Regions from separate parts of the Mus musculus genome. Here region 1 is linked to region 2. A link is a loop called in an ENCODE intact Hi-C map of the cell type or tissue named here. Cell type or tissue: left cerebral cortex. All regions are shown on one strand. Each heading gives the region's core, and the rest is flanking DNA. Links, peaks and the distances in the headings are about the cores only.

The links. Hi-C counts contacts between places; a loop is a spot of excess contacts. Peaks named below come from ENCODE experiments on the same cell type or tissue, not always from the same donor. Only the 100,000 strongest peaks of a DNase experiment are listed, where the experiment ranks them.
Region 1: a loop joins it to region 2, with 1.9 times the contacts of the local background. A loop is called at or near these places in 2 of 42 quality-filtered maps.

Annotation. Positions count from the first base shown.
Region 1 is chr19:14,221,170-14,230,495 of GRCm38, reverse strand. No RefSeq gene overlaps it. Among named protein-coding and RNA genes, the nearest start is that of Gm31331, 130 kb to the right of the region's middle. In left cerebral cortex, for the core only: no CTCF peak of the experiment used is centred there; DNase peaks (open chromatin) are centred at 4,543 and 5,184; H3K27ac peaks cover 741 bases.
Region 2 is chr19:14,399,283-14,408,608 of GRCm38, reverse strand. It overlaps Gm8630 (predicted gene 8630), which reads left to right. Exons shown (of 6, transcript NR_152176.1): 5 at 5,447-5,522. Among named protein-coding and RNA genes, the nearest start is that of Gm8630, 32 kb to the left of the region's middle. In left cerebral cortex, for the core only: no CTCF peak of the experiment used is centred there; DNase peaks (open chromatin) are centred at 1,846 and 4,949.

The sequences.
Region 1 (9,326 bases), core at 305-8,304, 180 kb after region 2:
CATTCTGTTCTTGTGGCTGTCTTCTTTTTGGTTTGTTGAATGATTACTTTCTTGGTTGTTCTAGGGCGTGATTTCCGTCCTTGTATTGCTTCTTTTCTGTTATTATCCTTTGAAGGGCTGGATTCGTGGAAAGATATTGTGTGAATTTGTTTTTGTCGTGGAATACTTTGGTTTCTCCATCTATGGTAATTGAGAGTTTGGCCGGGTATAGTAGCCTGGGCTGGCATTTGTGTTCTCTTAGTGTCTGTATAACATCTGTCCAGGCTCTTCTGGCTTTCATAGTCTCTGGTGAAAAGTCTGGTGTAATTCTGATAGGCCTTCCTTTATATGTTACTTGACCTTTCTCCCTTACTGCTTTTAATATTCTATCTTTATTTAGTGCATTTGTTGTTCTGATTATTATGTGTCGGGAGGAATTTCTTTTCTGGTCCAGTCTATTTGGAGTTCTGTAGGCTTCTTGTATGATCATGGGCATCTCTTTTTTTATGTTTGGGAAGTTTTCTTCTATTATTTTGTTGAAGATATTAGCTGGCCCTTTAAGTTGAAAATCTTCATTCTCATCAATTCCTATTATCCGTAGGTTTGGTCTTCTCATTGTGTCCTGGATTACCTGGATGTTTTGAGTTAGGATCCTTTTGCATTTTGTATTTTCTTTGACTGTTGTGTCGATGTTCTCTATGGAATCTTCTGCACCTGAGATTCTCTCTTCCATTTCTTGTATTCTGTTGCTGATGCTCGCATCTATGGTTCCAGATCTCTTTCCTAGGGTTTCTATCTCCAGCGTTGCCTCGCTTTGGGTTTTCTTTATTGTGTCTACTTCCCCTTTTAGTTCTAGTATGGTTTTGTTCATTTCCATCACCTGTTTGGATGTGTTTTCCTGTTTTTCTTTAATGATTTCTACCTGTTTGGCTGTGTTTTCCTGCTTTTCTTTAAGGGCCTGTAACTCTTTAGCAGTGCTCTCCTGTAATTCTTTAAGTGACTTATGAAAGTCCTTCTTGATATCCTCTATCATCATCATGAGAAATGTTTTTAAATCTGGGTCTAGATTTTCGGTTGTGTTGGGGTGCCCAGGACTAGGTGGGGTGGGAGTGCTGCGTTCTGATGATGGTGAGTGGTCTTGATTTCTGTTAGTAGGATTCTTACGTTTGCCTTTCGCCATCTGGTAATCTCTGAAGCTAGCTGTTTTAGTTGTCACTGTTAAGAGCTTGTTCTTCAGGTGACTCTGTTAGCCTCTATGAGCAGACCTGGAGGGTAGCACTCTCCTTAGTTTCAGTGGGCAGAGTATTCTTTGCAGGCAAGCTCTCTTCTTGCAAGGCAGGTACCCAGATATCTGGTGTTCGAACCAGACTCCTGGCAGAAGTTGTGTTCCACTCACTAGAGGTCTTAGGATCACGTGTGGAATCCTGTGTGGGCCCTTGCGGGTGTCAGGCGACTCAGCTGGCAAGGTAGCCCGGGGCTCGAGTGGAGTGGAAGGGGTTTGTGCCCCAGATCAAGCCCGGGTAGCCTGCTTCCCTATGTACCGCAGTTTCAAGTTCCGCGCGATTGGGTTGGGGCAGGCGCTGTGTTCCACTCACCAGAGGTCTTAGGGTCCCGTGGGGAGTCCCGTGTGGGCCCTTGCGGGTGTTGGGCAAGACTCTGCTGGCAAGGTAGCCCGGGGCTCGAGTCGAGCGAAAGGGACTTGTGCCCCAGATCAGGCCCGGGTAGCCTGCTTCCCTATGTACAGCAGTCTCAAGTTCCGCGTGATTGGATTGGGGCAGGCGCTGTGTTCCACTCACCAGAGGTCTTAGGGTCCCGTGGGGAGTCCCGTGTGGGCCCTTGCGGGTGTTGGGCAAGACTCTGCTGGCAAGGTAGCTCGGGGCTCGAGTCGAGCGGAAGGGCCAACCCTCATATTCTTAAGCAAATTGTGGGTCCTGCAAGAACTAAGAATTGTCTGATTAAAACCTTGACATCAGTCCCTGTTAACACACTCAGTTTAGACAGTGGAATAAGACCAATCTATGGCCATGTTAGCCAGCTTTCTGTCACTTTGTCAGAACATCTGAGATACACGACGGCTGGGGATGGGCTTATCACAACTCATAATTATTTCAGAGATTTCAATCCATGGTCAGTTGATTCCACTGTGGTGGGTAGTATATTATGGTGGCGGACTTTTGCAGAGGATCTGTTCAACTGGGCACAGTGTAGAGGCAAAAAAGCAGGAAAGAGCAGGGTGTCTCACTTTATCCTTCAAAGCTGAGCCTTCAGTGATTTAGCTCATTCCCAACAGGCCCCACCTCTTAATGTTCCCATTACCTCTCAACAGCGCTGGAGACTGGGGACTAAGCCTTCAAGACTCAAACTAGAATAATCCTGCTGCAAATGTGTAAGGAATATGTAGAATATTCCCCCTTTTGGGTCTCAGGGAGTATTTTCTGCTGTGTCAGGTGCCCTGGGTGCTGCACAGTGTTCCTTCTCTCAGCCACTGAGATCTTATTTTACAAAATAAACTGTGAATTTTCAGACAGTGGTAGCAGCCCTTCTGAACAAGTGGTTCTTAACCTTCCTAATGCTGTGACCCTTTAATATAGTTCCTCATGTTGTGGTGAACCCCAAGCATAAAATTATTTTGTTGCTACTTCATAACTATAAATTTGCCACTATTATAAACCATAATATAAATATCTGATACATGACCCCTGTGAAAGGGCCATTTGACCCCAAAGGCCCACAGGATGAGAACTGCTACTCTATACATCTATACATCTCTATACATCTCTATCTATAATGAGATTATCACCTTTCCTCTCTCATACAGCCCCTGTGCTTATTCTGTTTCCCCAACTTCCAATCAATCAAATCAGCCACTAAAATAAAAAACTGAAGGCAGATCCCCATTTAGAGATGTAAGATGCATTTTGTTTTCTGATAGTTTGATTTTGCTGGCTAGTCTCCTGAGAGCCATCCCTGCTCCATGGAAGTAGAAGACAGAGGTTACTGGAAAGGTGCAACTGGAACCTTGAAGTGGATCTGCATTGCTTGGACTGTGGCTGTGACCTTTCAGGATTGATTTGAAATTTATTCTGATGGAAACTGAAAGCCGAATATCACTGGTAATGTCGATTTAAGTTCTTCATATATATTTCTGCAAACTTTTGTATGGCCACAGTAGGGTGGCAAACTTCAATATAGCTGTCCAGTTACTGCTCGTTTGAAGACCTGTTTATAATGTCCATTCTCAAAGTCATGTTCATTGTTTTATTTGACGCCCCCTTCTTGCGTACTCCTGGGATTATTTGGGTGGCATCTGTGCTCACCCAGTTTATTACTGCTTGACACTTTGCACATGTAAATGGCCATAAAGTCATCAGCCCTTGTAGCTACCAGACCTGTTTGGGAACATAAGTATAAACCGTTTTCTCTTTTATCCACTTGTGATTTAGGGATATCTCTGATCTATTTCTTTCTCTTTGTTTTAAGATCAATAATTACATTAAAAAGCAAGTATTTACAAAGAGAACAAATAGAGGTCTTTTGATTTTCTGTTCCTGTTTTTCAAGTGTAGAGTTTCTGAACATCAGTTTAAATTTGACTTTGATTTAATAACTCATCAAGGGTCAGATAAGATTTCAATTGAGTAATGCTGATATAGGAGCTGGAGCCAGGCCAACATCACTTGAAGGCCAGGGGAGCACATCTAATTATTGTGACCCAACTGGAGATATGATACCTTGTCCTTTTAAACCAGCTAAGCTAAGGGGAAGCTTGCCAGGACCAGGGTTTGCCAATTTGGCCTTACATGCCCTGAACTTGCTGTCTAGGTTGATTCAGTGGAAAGAACATGGGCTTTGTAGACAAAGCTCAGATTGAATTCTGGCTGTTGCACTTATAACCTTGAGGCCTTGAGCATATTACTTAACCTCTCAGAGTCTCAGTTTCCTTTCTCATAAAACAAGGATTATACCTCCCCTGCAGTGCTGTTTGTAAAGATGAAATGAAATACAATAACTCATGTCTGGTCGCTAGGCTGGCAAAGGGTATGTACTCCAGAACTACCCATTCCTTTATTCTGTTATCTTTCTCAGTAGGTCAGATTAATGATGACCATTTTCTAGCAACTTATTGAAAATAGCTACTTCTAATAATGATGCTCATGCCACTATATCTTTAGTGCTGCAAACAGGAATATAAAATATAGATATAGCAAGATCTTTTCTTAGAATACTTAGAATGCCAATAGTTTCCCTTTTAGACAAGGAATTTAGCTCCTGGAAAAGAAATTTGTCCTGACTTTCTTCTTTCCCTCTTATGTTTGTTTCATTTATTGGCTAATTGACTTAATTAAGTCTCATTTTCTTGCTAGAATAGATAATTTGTAACAGTGCCAATTTCTGGTTCATGGAGGCACATCTCTGTGATGTAGATCAAACAGAAGGATGCAGTTGTGCTGGTCAGTATACAGAATGATGTCATCCATATAGAATGTGATGTGAAAAGCACCCATGGAACTTGTCGTCCGTGGCACTTTAACACTTGTTTCCATAGCTAAGCTCGCTGATCCAGACATCTGAGAGGCAGGCCTGCCCCTGCCAGGCTTGCTTGCCTCTGCCAGGCCTCTCATTTCGGGGAAATAAATTAAACCAGTTGATGACAAGGTCTGGATTATACAATTTCTTTAAACTACAAAGCAAACCTGAAATCTAATAAGGAATGAACACAGTGCAGACAAAATGGTTAAGAATCCATTTCTGGTAACCTTTGTAAGAAAGTTTGAACACACCCATCCCCCTTTATACATTTTGTTTCCCAGCTCCCAGAAGCAGAATCATATGTTACACCTGGCAGTGGGAATTGTAGCACCATATTTTTTCTTATTTTTAAGAGGTGATACCATATTTTTTTTTTAAATGAGGAGATTGGAAAAAAAATAAACAGATGGGTAGAGACTGGTGGAGGGGGATATGGTACTGAGAGAAAATGAGAGAAAGACAGAGCGAGGTAAGTGCTAAAGGGCAAAGCTTCAGTACCAGACACTGAGGTATTTGCATATTCACAATATGTTTCTGGCCGAGAGCATGTTTCTCTGGCATTCTGTATGTATTTCTAGGTCTCTATATTTATCTGTGTCTCTGGCTACATATGTGAGGCTAAGTTTAGAGCTGTGTTTGCTGGATGCTCTGCAGTGGTACTTGAAGAATTCCGTGTTAAGTATTCACTGGCAGTGTGAATAAGCTGCCCTGGCATAGAAGGGGAAGTGGAGGAGGGAGGTGGAGACCCGGCACAGTCTGTGGTGAGGGCCAGCTGCAGACGGAGTCAGTCTTTCAATGCTATTTTCATCATGGGCTTCTGAGCCAGTTCATTTATTTTTGGGTTCCCCTTCATTCCAAATAGAAACAGGTGATACTAAAATGAGACTGTGCCACACAAGGACAGAAGTTTGCCGTGCTTCCTCATGCTATCAGGGAGCTCGAGTGGGATAACTCCAGGGGAAATTCAGAGGACACCTGTTTATTTGAGTTCCATTCCTTCTGTTTCTTTCCTTTGATAAATAAATAAGAAAGAAGGACATTTTGGAAGGAAAGAAGGTGAGGGCAATAAGTTAAAAGAGGTAGTTACCGGATAGGTAGCCACGGCATTACATAGTTTATCCTTGGTTAGCGTGAAGCTGTGCACTTGAGGCCATGTTCACAATGCCCTCATCATGCAGGTCTATATTATACTGGTCACTCAGCCTCATTGATGTTTCTAGCATCAGCTATAGACTAAGTGTATTAGGAACATGCTTATATGATCATTACATACATTGCCTTTTTTTCTCTTTTTTTATTTTTAATATTTTTTATTATTATGTATTTTCCTCAATTACATTTAGAATGCTATTCCAAAAGTCCCCCATACCCCCCCCCCCACTTCCCTACCCACCCATTCCCATTTTTTGGCCCCGGCATTCCCCTGTAAATGAAGGTGTAAATCTAGAATTTTGCTCAAAATTTCTATAGAAAGAAAAAAATTGCCAATAATTTTGCTTTCAATTAAGTGAATTTATTGGTTTTTCTTGATTAAAAAGTAAAGATGAAAATGATAGTATAACATTACAAACACATGGAATATCTACAGTATGGTTTGAACATATCTGAGAATGTATGTTTATGTGTGTGGGTGTGTGAGTGGGTATATGGTTTGAGAGGTGCTGATTTATACCATGTCCTCTCTGTGATTCTAGGCCCATATAAGGCATCTTGTGGACTGTCTCATGCATTCTAAATCATTGTGGTACCCTGTTAAGATAGTTATACAGGTCTGATGGGTGTCTAGAGAATGTTCAAGGCTCATCGTAAGGTTGAACTTCTGGTTATAAATGATTATAGTGAACGATGGAAAGTAAAATCAGCAAAGAGAAGAAACTCCCAAGATGTCCTGAGGACAAGATGCCCACTCCCAAGAGTCTCTTTCCAGTGGAGTCAAAATGGATGTCCCTGATTCCTTTAGCAATTTTACATCCCTTTACAGAGAAATGTAAAAGTGTGTCTAACAGAAAGCTCCAGAGGCTTAAAAGCTGGAGGTTTTGGAACTTGACCATGGGATGGGTATCAGGTTGGGCCAGGTATTGGTTGGTCATTCCCTCGGTCTCTGTTCTATTCCCCATGCCTGAATTTCTAGTAGACAGGATAAATTTTGTATTGAATGTTTTATGGGTGGGTTAGTGTCGCTAATGCTCCACTGGAGTTCCTGCCTGGCTACAGGAAGTAGCCTCTTCAGGTTCCATATCCTCAATGTTATAAGCTAGGCTATCCCCATTGATTCTTGGGTGTCTCCCTTTTCCCAAGTCTCTGTTTCATCCTATAGATGTCCCCCACCTTCTCACCCCTGTCAGTTGCAGATTCCCATTCAATTTCATGGCCATCTATCCATCTCTCCTGTCATTCTCCACACTTGATCCCAAACACCCCATTCCCCTCTCCACCCACTCCCTCGAAGTTCCCATCCTCCATCTGCCTCTTATGACTATTTTACTCCCCCTTCTAAGTGAAATTGAAGCTTTCTTGCTTGGGCCTTCCTTCTTGTTTAGCTTCTTTGGTCTGTGGAGTGTAGCATGGTATCTGTATTTTATGGCTAATATCCACTTATAAGTGAGTATATACCATGTATGTCTTTTAGGGTCTGGGTTACCTCACTTGGGATAAATTTCTCAAGTTCCATCTATTTACTTGCAAAACTCATGTTGTCTTTGTTTTTAATAGCTGAGTGGTATTCCATTATGTAGATGTACCACATTTTCTTTATCCATTCTTCAGTTAATGATACTCTCTTATGCCTGTAGACAGAAGCAGGTTGTCTTCTGAGAGGCTCCATCAGCAACCAACTTAGACAGATACAGATCATCACAATCAAACAGTGATGGAGATTGGGGAGTCTTATGGAAGAATAAGAGGAAGGATTGTGGGCCCTACAGGGGATAGGAACTCTACAGGAATACTAACAGAGTCAAATAATCTGGACCCTTGGGGCTCTCAGAGTCTGAACCACCAACTGAACTACACACATGGGCTGAAGCTAGGCCTCCTCTCACCTATGTAGCAAATGTGCAGCTTGGTCTTCTTGTATGTCCTGAACAACTGGAGTGTGTGTGTGGGTCATTCCACAAGTTGTTGTTTGTACACAGGGTATGTGCTTCTAGCTGGGCTACCTTGTCTGGCCTCAGTGGGAGAGGAAGTCCCAGGGAATTCATTGAGAACAACAAGTCTTCAGTCTCTTGGAAGCCAGAAGAAGTAGGCTCTAATATCAGCAAAGGAATGTCTCAGCAACTAGATAGATAAATTTGCCAGTGAGAGTGAGGGCAAGCAGGGAAGTATCAAAGGCTTCCCTTTTCTGTGTCATTTTATGTGGGCTGCCACAAGAAGGTGTGGCCCAGTCATAAGGTGGGTTTTCCCATATTAAGTGATTTAATCATGAAAATTCTTCCAGGCTTGCTTGGGTTTTAGTTGGTTACAGATGTAGTCAAGTTGGTAAGTAAGATTAGCCATAGAACTATACTAGTAGTTTTTATTTAATTGATGATTCTAATATATTACGGTCAAAGTCATTTGTCATTTCACTACCCAACAACCTTTTCAATTTAGGTTGCTTTCAAAATTGAGATTGTATTGGCACTGGATGATTGAAATTTTCAAGATACTTGAGGTTAAATATCTAAGATAAGATTTTCCACAACCAAGCACTTTAAGGCCAGGGATAATAAAAACACGTTGGAGTGTCCCAAAATGGCCACCAACAACCTCTTGATTCTTTGTATGTACTGCTTCGTCCATTTCAGCAGGGAATGTGAATTTGCTCTACTGTGTCTGTGTTAACATCTTTTCATTTTGTAATAGGATTTTTCTAAGGTGCTACACTGGCTATGAATTTGAGGTTCTGCTAAAACTTCCCAAATACCTAAGATTGTAGCCCTGTACCATCAGACCAAACTTCTCAATGGTTTGCTTTGATCAAAAGACTACAAAGATACCTTATTATATCAGTGCTGGGCCTGGCCTTCATGACTCCTGAGCATCCTCTCTTTTCCTTGGAAGATCAGATACCATGTACAACATCCACTCTATGAATATACCCAGTTGGATGTGTGACAAGACCATAACCCAAGCATAAAGAAAGCCTACCAAAAGCAAGAAGCAGGGTCACAGGCTTGTGACCCTGCTGAATGCTCCGACTGGTTCCAGCCTCTGACACTATCCTAGTTAAGAGCACATGTCAGGGAGTATACACTGTCCAAATTCCTGATTGACAGATCCACATTCAAATGGAACAGATGGATTTTAAGTGATTAAATCGAGGGAAGTTCATCATGTGCTAACCAATAGAACGCAATATCAGTTAACATTTTATTTGCTAACAAAACTAGAATGGCAATTTTGTTTTTAAAATGAACACAAAATGTTCCTTAACATCTATATGAAGTAGCCTATAGTTATTGCTAAATTTCAAGTCATTTTGACACATCAAATCATGAACCACTAAAATTTAATGTTCCTTCCCAAGTAGAAAGTAGAAAACACCATTTCTTTATTTAAACCTTACTGGTTTTACCTGATTTGGATAAGTAACTTCCCTTTGACTAATAATTTTTTTTTGGTTTTCATAACAAAAACTTCATAAATATATGGTGAGAGAAAACTATTACAATACACACCTCCACATGCACTTTGGCAGTTTCAACTATTGTTGTTTACATTATGTAATAATTATCATTTTTGAAGAACCATGCTTGTGATAGTTCTCTATTCATGTGAATCAATCCAAAGAGAGGGAGAAGACATGGAGAGTATCCTTCCTACTACACTCCTGAGACC
Region 2 (9,326 bases), core at 598-8,597:
GCAAGCTTGGACCCTAGGGTATCTTGGCTGACTTCCTCTTGGGCTGGAACTATTTGTTAACATGAGTAGAGATGTTCTAGAGCAATAACTAGAGATAGAGAAGTATTTTAAAACCAGTTGCAGAGCTGAAAGCAGGAGCCTTGGCTGTTATTTATATTGGGCACAGACTACACCATCTTCAGGTTATACCGAAGGACATTCTTGGCATCCATCAAATTCCACTCAGAATGTACCTTGCAAAATTATTTGGTTTGGAAAAATACAAGAAAACACATTTTTAAATTGCCACATAGCACTTTTTTTTCCACTGAAGGACTTAAAATTGACATAAACCACTAACCCACCAGGGCTATTATTTATGTATTCAGATAATATGACCATACTTCAAGAAAAATCTATCCAAATGGGGGGAAAAAGTGACGTCTCTTCAACATGACCTCTAGAATGTTTGAGTGCTTTGTGATCATGTTCTTTAGGATTTTTTTTTCCCCTTTGAATTTTAAGACATCATCAGGACTTTTGTCCTGAAATTACCTTTCATGAAAGTAGCTGAGTCTGGATACAGAGCAAACTTTGTAAAGTTCAGCATCCCCTTATTATCTCATGTTTCCTCAGTCGTCCAGTCTCCACTGGGACACTCTCTTCCCCGAGGAACCTTTTGGCACTAAACATTCAAGTAGTTACCAGGTCAGCCCTCACTCTGACAGTGGCCTTGTTAGCTTGGGGTCCTTTGTTAGCTTGCTTGAGTTCCCAATTTTGGTTTGACTTCACTAAGAGTTGTCATCTGAGCAGAAGAGAAAGAGTATCTGTGATAGGATCTTGAAAGAGGAAACAGTGTAAACTAACAGGAGAGTGGAGTGTAGTTTTAGTCAGGGGCAATATCAAAATCGCTCACAGGATGTACTGCTGAGTATTGCAGAGAGAGGCAGGGCAAAGCCATAGAGATGCCTGCCAGTATCCACGACAGTTCTTACTTAAATCTCAACACAACACAGTCACTCAGCAAGTCAAAGGCAGTCAAGATTTGAACCCGATTTGAACCCCAAAGCTGCTCTCCTCCTTATATACTGTACACATCAAACTCTGTACAATGTCATAGCTTATTTTGTTTAACAGTGCCCCAAAAAAGAATATGGTACACTAACTCCATGATTGCTGCAAGTGTCACCTTCCTAAGGAGCGATAACGATAGGAAATACCTTCAAGGAAAACCAGGCAAGCACATCAAAGTCTTCAAATATTGGTCCGAGAAACAAGTCTGGACTCTCAGCTTGAAAAGTCCCACCCGCAACAAAAGATAGTCATCGCCGAATCTGAGTCTCTTATTCCTCCTATTGAAGCCAAAGAAAGGTTGAGACCGTTGGCTGGCTTTTCCAGGAAGGACTATAATGAATGATTAGAAATATGTTACCCTTGAGGTAACCAGACTCCTGAATGCTTTTCAGATGAAAGCATCTTAGCATCTTACTGGATACTTTTGCAATGTGAAGAGGTGTTGTTGTTTTTGTTGTTGGGGTGAAGAGAAAGGGGGAGGAGAGAGAGAGAGAGAGAAAGAGAGAGAGACAGAGAGAGAGAGAGAGAGAGAGAGAGAGAGAGAGAGAGAGAGAAAGAGAGAGAGGGAGGGAGAGAGAGGAGAATTCAGTCAAAGCTGAGTTCAATATGGTTGGGTTCTAATCTCGCATTTCTTAGCAGAGGCACATTTTTCTTTTGGATCTGAAAGCACTGCTGGCTGCTATCTGCGGTAAGAAATACCGTCCTGAGGCAGATGTCTATTTCCTCTGCCAGGCTGGTGTGGAAGCCGACCCTGTTTCCTCTTCCATCTGGATGCTGGGGAAGCAGTAAGGAGGTGTCAAGCATTCTGCCCCAAACATTCTTTCTCATCCGCGTGCTCTCGTGCTAGCTAACATCTTTTAAAATAGCAGCAAATGGCTCCGAAAGAGATAACTTAAGCCTGTGAAGCCAGGACAACAGCGAGGGAAGCGGAATCTCTGAATTTGTGATCCATGCCCATTCTGACATCTAGGCAAGCTTTGAACTACAAGTCCTGGCTTCGAATCTCAGCTCTTAAGCAGCTTGCCGTGGACAGTATTGGAGGGTGTAATCTCTGAATTGCATTGCAGATTCATTAATATGAATGTGAAACACCCACAGTCTGAAGGAGAGGGAGAGATGTTTCTGCCCAGTTTCTATTGGGAAGGAGTCACCTAGTTTTGGCTGTTCCTGCATTTTGGGGCTCTGTCATTTCAGGTGATGAAGAAGAGAGGAGAAGGGCTATAGGAACGGGGTGAGCAGGTGTTTCACCCACTCTCCTGATCCTTGATCCTCAGGCCATGGTTGGAGAAGGGAAGGAGCATCGCTGTTTTATGCTGCGGCGGCTGCTGCTTGATGATCACAGCAGAACTCACAAACATTTCTTGTACAGACAGACCCAAACAGTAAATAGTTTGGCTATTTTGGGTTGCGGTTCGTTGTTACAACCCCTGAGCTCTGTTGCTGCTGAGTGAAAGTGGTTGCAGATGTGATTTTATTCAAATTAAATTTTATATTTAAAAAGAAGTCATACTGGTGAGACTTGGTAAAAGGGACACAGCTTTCTGGTCCTCAGCCAATAGATTTACCTTTTCGTTATTTAGATTAAGCTACAAATATATTTCTGAATAGCTGATGATCATTTGGGAAAATAAAAATTAGGATATTTCTGGAAAACCATGTAAAGGAAATGTGAAAAACTTTAAGACCAGGAGAGAGGGATATATCTTTTGTTGTTTTGTTGTTTGTGCCTTTCCATTCTGCCATCACTAGAGCCCTGCATGTGTGTCTATATATCATATATGTAGGTGATGTGTGTGCGTGTGTGTGTGTGTGTGTGCATACTCTCTCTCTCTCTCTCTCTCTCTATACCTATCTATCTATCTATCTATATATTATTGGGAATATTGGGAATTGAACTCAGGTTGTCAGGCTTGCTCCATCAGGCTTGCTCTGTTACTGCTTTTACCCACTGAGGTACCTGGCCCGTCACCTGCACTTGGGATTCTCATTTTCGCTTGCTTTAGCATCATATTGTTCCCTTATCACACAGACAGTTAAAGATAATCTGGATGCCTGCTGACTTCATATTGTCATGAGAACTATGATTTTTATACATTAAAAAAATCAATTAACCTAGAGCATCTGGAAAAAGATACCGACCACAGGTGACAGTGTGGTGGGCACCTCTTATGTACCTATCTGCCATTCCAGTTGCTACCAGTACAATGAGAAGACAGGAACCTTCCCCAGACCCAGACTGCAAAGCTTTCCCTTCCTGGTTACAGTTTCTTGGCAGTGACCTTGGAATCGTTCTTACTCAGTTTGAAATTATAAGGGCTTTGGATCGCCACAGGGCCAACTGGAGATGAGAAAAGGGGTTGGACTTTATCTCTTCCCTCGACTCCATTGACCGCAGCTTGGAGTTGTGCTTCTTAAAGGCCTGTGATCTATCATGATGGGATACTTTGGCTGACCCCCACGAGAGCCAGTTTCCTAAAGCATTCTGGTTTGGCTTTGGCTTCCGTTGCCCCTCCCTTGCCTGCTCTCATTTCTTGGAATCATAGCTCCAAGTACAGACTAGTAAGCCTCTGTCCTACTTCCAACTTTTGGAGAACACGGCTACACCAAGAAAAGACCTGAACTTCAATTATTTTCTTGAATATTGCTGGAGGTGACATTCGCCAGGAGCAGGGCCTGTAGGACTGACCTCTGCTGGGACAGCTCAGTGCTAAAGGGACATCTTCTAGGGGGATGGATTCCTAAGGGAAGCATGATTCCATGCAGCCTACAAAGTCAAGAACCGAGGAAGAACCGAAGAACCAGGAAGTTACCGAAGACATGTTGGAGACATGTAGTATGAGCCCCATAGAAGTCAGGATCTGAAAGGCTGCTGGGCAAGATCCATAGGCCAATGGATCAGACTCTGAGATGGATAACTAAGAGAGGAAGCTTGACTCTTTAAAGAATTTTACAACTTGTTTTCTTTTCCCAGCAATCTACCGGCTGGTCTTGATCATGGATGATTGAGTGGGTGGGTCTTAGGGTAAGGATAGGAGAGGAAGATACAGCGTTTCCTGCCCTCTGTATGGTCATATGCTCCCTTCCCTTCCCATGGCTCTCAGCCTACTCTCCTCCCCATGGCTATCGGCCTGAGCTTGTCACTGGAACAGAAATGGAGTTCTGCATTGGTTGAAAGATTGAAGGTATGATTTAGAAAAAATTTTACCTTACATCTGAAAAGCCATGGCACAGACGTCTTCACTCCTCAAGAGACTCTCCACCGTGAGATAACTGCCGAGCGCCACCTGTGCTTCCAGTCACTCTGGTTTTAAATACTGACCTAATTGTGATTTTTCTTTAGGCAACTCAGTTGGCTAGGTACTATGTTAATGTGTTTATAAGTTTATTTCATATCTATCAGAGGAGCTGGACACTTACCCATCATCTTCTTGACGGCTCTGCTGTGTAATTTTCTCTTTGTTACTGAGGAATATGAAGGCTTATTCCACTGAGCTGAGAACACTATTGGTGCATGAAGCTGAGACCCAGACACACACTTTTTTTCCTTATCAAATATTGTACTTTCAGCAATTTAATTCTGGGAGCACATACATAAATTCTGCTTTCGTTCATAAACTGTTATTTGTCGCTCAATCAAAATGAAGATGTCGTGTTAAAGATGAATTTACAGAATTGCTAGAACCCCAATTTTTGACAGAAGAAGACGTGATTCCTCCTCACACTACAGCACGTCTGAGCTATGGTTCATTCTTCTTATTTTAACTCAAAAAAAAAAAAAAAAAAGTGCAGCAAAGCACTTGGTCCAGAGACTATATCCAAAAATGACTTAAGAAGGTTTTCTAAAAATTCTGTAACCAGTAGGAAAGTGATCCTTCCCTTCTCACCAGTGTCTCCCTCACCTAAATTTACTTTATAAAAATCTCCCCAGAAAGATCAGGACGTGTCGACGCATGCTCATAATCTGAACAGTGAGAGAGCAGGGATGAAGGATCTCCAGTTCAAGGCCAGCCTGGGCTATGCAGTAGAAGTGGGCCGAAAGAGAAAGGAGCAGGTGAGGGGGAAGGAAGGAAGGATAAAAATTCTGTGGTATGTCTTAATTATATCAATTATCTACAAAAAGTTCATAGGAGAAGGCTTAACATCTCTTTGATTCCATGTACGCACAGGGTGTCCTGAATACTAGCAATAGCTCATCCCTAGCAGGAGTGCTTGAAACACATGCCTGCTTTGTTTGAGAAAGAAGAAGTCTGGGCAATGACTCTGGGGGACTATGTGAAACATCTTCAGTGATGAGTCTCAAGTAGCCTGTTTGCCTATAGTCAAATGCTGAAAGTGTACAATTTTGCCTCTGTAAATTTTGATTATTTTAACTTAATTTTTTTTTTATCTCCAGACTCAACTCCACTATCCCCTGCTCAGAATCTAAGGTGACTTGCTGTCTTGTGGGCCCCATGTTCTTGATACTCACTGTAAGTCAGGCAGTCTGTGTATCGAAATAGCTAACGGTTCACATATAATCTAATGTCATGGATAAACCAAGAAATTAACTGTGTTATTATTTTAGTATAACTATCCTCTTTATATTACTATAAATTATAGAAAAATTCACTTTTTTCAAAGTATTTTATTGATACAGAAAAGATATCAATGCTGAATAGGTATCTCCTTTACTTGGTTGGTTAGTCACATACCTCATGTCCTTGAAGAAACTCTTTTCAGAGCCAGAGATGAGTAGTCCACTCCCATGGTTTGACTATTGGTTCTGACCTTTTCTTTGCAATTGGACTTAATGTTTATTAGTATGCTCACCAGAAAAGACAAGAAGAAGTTTGGCATGATACTGCTTGGTTGCAAATGTTTATAAATATTAAAAGCAGATTTGTGTGAAGGGTAAAGAGCCATGCCCTACTTGAATTCTGACTCCTTCTGAGAGCGTTCAGTTAATTATAACAGGCCAATAGCTCCCCAGTTACCATGGCTAACTTAAAGCTGACTGTCATACTAATTGGTTTTACAGATCCTAACAGTGGATATCAGAATTTCCGAAAGATTGTTTTAAAGACTTGCTTCTGTGCTGGGAGAAAGAACTGATTGGGAGAATTAAAATGAGGTGGAGAGTTGGCCCCAGCACAAAAATGAAAGCCTGTGTGCTGTGAGAAGCATTCAAATAATTTTTTAATGAACTAGTTTCTTTGACTTCTTTTAAGACCTGTATGAAGTGGGGGGTGGGGGTGGGGGAACAAAAGCATGACAGGAATATAATAGATGGGGAAAAATTAAACAAGACTCCATGCCATTAGTTATGACTGACAAGCAAAAGATAATAGCCAAAAAAGCAAATGGACTTTATTAGCAGAGAGAGATAATGGTGATGGGACTTTTACAAACATATCAGGGAAGAAGTAGATGGCAGTTTTTTGTTTTTTTTTTTTCAAGTTCAGTGATCTCTAGAGATGGGCATAAACACAAATGCCTCTAAAATGGCTGTGATGTTGATGTTTAATTCTGTATTTACCTGAGAAAGGACAAGGGGACATTTAGGTCAGCAAATGAATAATGAAGACATTTGAAAACTTGCCTGCTAAGAACACTCAGTAAATGATGGTCAATACTTGCAGAATGTGAACTTAGATATATTAGAAAACCTGGCTGACATGCCTCCTCTTAGGTGGCATGAGCAAGGCTAATGTATTTTTTTTTTTTGTCTATTTTACCAAATTACTTGGAATGCATAATTTTTCTAAAAACAATTGTGTTGATGCAGCATGAACTAGATATTTAAATGCACTGAGCTCCGCAACTTCTAACTTTCAAAGAGAGAGAGCAGGGAGAGTGGGGAAATAAATATCTGAATGCATGCTCTCTGTACCTTGGTCTGCTCTTTCTGCTCACTTCCCTTTTATATCAGAAGGTCAAAGGTCAGAAAAGATTTGACCCAGCCCCTTACTTAATGTGAGGTTTAAGTGAAGAACCATAGGCATACTTCATCTTCTGTCCTGCCTCCATTAAGAAAAAAGGTGTTTTGTTTCCTGAAGTAAAGGACCTGACAATGACAGGTTGTTTATTTTCTACAGCATATCTCCATGGAAGGATCTATTAAAAATTGGGGAAATAATACTTTATTAATATGGTAATACATTATCCGAAATAAACAATTGTTTACTAATATTAGCTTACTGGCTAGCAAGGAGGTGGGGATAGAAGTTTGCCCATTTGTTTGCATTTAGCCATTTTTGTTGTTGTTGTTGTGTTTTGTTTTGTTGAGATTGGGCTTCTCTGTGTAGTCCTGCCTGTTCTGGAACTTATTTTGTAGACCAGCTGTCCTCAGACTCAGAGATCCACCTGCCTCTGCCTCACAAGTGCTGGGATTAAAGGCGTGCACCAGGTCAACATTCTGCCTTTTTTTAAAGATTTTATTTTATTTTTTATTTTTTTGCATGTGAGTACACTGTTGCTGTCTTCATGCACACCAGAAGAGCATCTGTGTTGTAGTGGGCTTTGGACTCTTTCTAAGGTCCCGCTTATGTGAAGCATAAGCTAAATCCAAACAATTAAAGAAAAGATAGACAGCAACAAACAAGCCACAAGGCTCAGTGTATTCCACCCTGAGGGTAACAAGATTTATTCTAAGAGGAAAATTCTTTCTCATCTTCTTGGAATCAACTGATGAAATTGAAGTGAAAATAATATTCCTTATTAAGAAAGGAAAACATGTTTGGAAGACCAAATTTAATGTCTATCACTACACAAGCTAGATCTCCTATAAGTATTTATTTAAAAATTTTAGAACATATTAAGAGTTTTAAATAATACTTGATTACTTTAAGGGAATTCGAAATAAACAACAGTGAAAATAAGATGAAAAGATCAACAAAAGTCTTAAAGCCCAAAGAAATTGAGTATTTTCTAGGTATGTTTTCTATTCTGCCTCCCTAGTAAGGAAATTTAAATTAAGACGTAATAAACAGAACTATACCTGTCATCCAAGTTTGTTTTTCTTGTTTAGAAGGATATGTAGAGCATTCTATTTAAAGAGATATAAAAGTTTGGTAAATCCCCCATATAGTTCTACCCCATTTGTTTTATGTTCATCTCTCTTTAGTGTGAAAATGAGTGGAGACACAGTAGTTCATCTTTCACAAAGCCTTACTGAATTCTGCTACTGTATATCTAAACTCCAGATTGTGCTTGATTCAGAATTAAGGGGAAATGACCTGATTAATCAATTGGTTATATAAGCCAATAAAGATAAACAGCTGCCCCTTAGTGCCTCCGGCTGATTGGTTCCAGAACACATACTCCTGAGACACCAAAATGCCTTGCCTTTAGCTGACACCCAGCCCTCCTGCACTGACATCATCTTTAGATGTCTCACAATGCTAAGTAGGTTATTTTTGCAAGGCAAATGGTTATTAGACTATATTGTTTAGGAATCATGACAAGGAAAAACCATTTGGGAATGTCCAGTGGAGACAATTTACTTTCCTCAGATCTTCTCAGTTGTAATTTAGTTGAATCCCTGCATGTGGAATCCATGGATACAAAATGTTGATTGCTTTGTGCGATGTCAACCACTCAACATCATGGACAATGGCCCTTTGAAGCAGGGAATCCTTAAGGATTGCAATTCCTCAAAAGAGTGGCCATAGACAGAATGAAGGCTGTCTGTATAATACAAGAAATCTCCTTACCAAAGCATGAAAACCCAAAAGGGAATTCTACAACCATTTTGATTTGTGCATATGCATAGATTCTACGAGAATTTCTGAGTTACATTTTGCCCAAGAGTTATTAAACAACTGGTCTCTACTCAATCTTATCAGTCTTAAAATCAAAGGCACATATCAATAACCAAAAATTTGAGTATGTTTTTATTGACATTGTCTTTTCTCTCCTTCCCTTCCCACAAGTCAGTGTTGAATTCCTAATGTACTCAAGACTTTACAATCCCATCTTCTGTGTTTTGAAAAACAGGTTACTTTTAATTTAAAAATGACATCAGATAACTCTAACATTTTGTCAATTTTACAGTCTCTTTGATCCTTGAATGTTAAAGATCCTCACCTCTGAAACCCACCTCTGCTAATTTCTGTGGGCTTAGGAGTATTGTTTGAATGTATTTAAATGTTGAAACTTCTTTTATGGTCTTGAAATTAGTTCCTTCCCTACTCAATGTATTTGGTTTTTCGAGACAGGGTTTCTCTGTATAGCCCTGGCTGTCCTGGAACTCATTCTGTAGACCAGGCTGGCCTCAAACTCAGAAATCTGCCTGC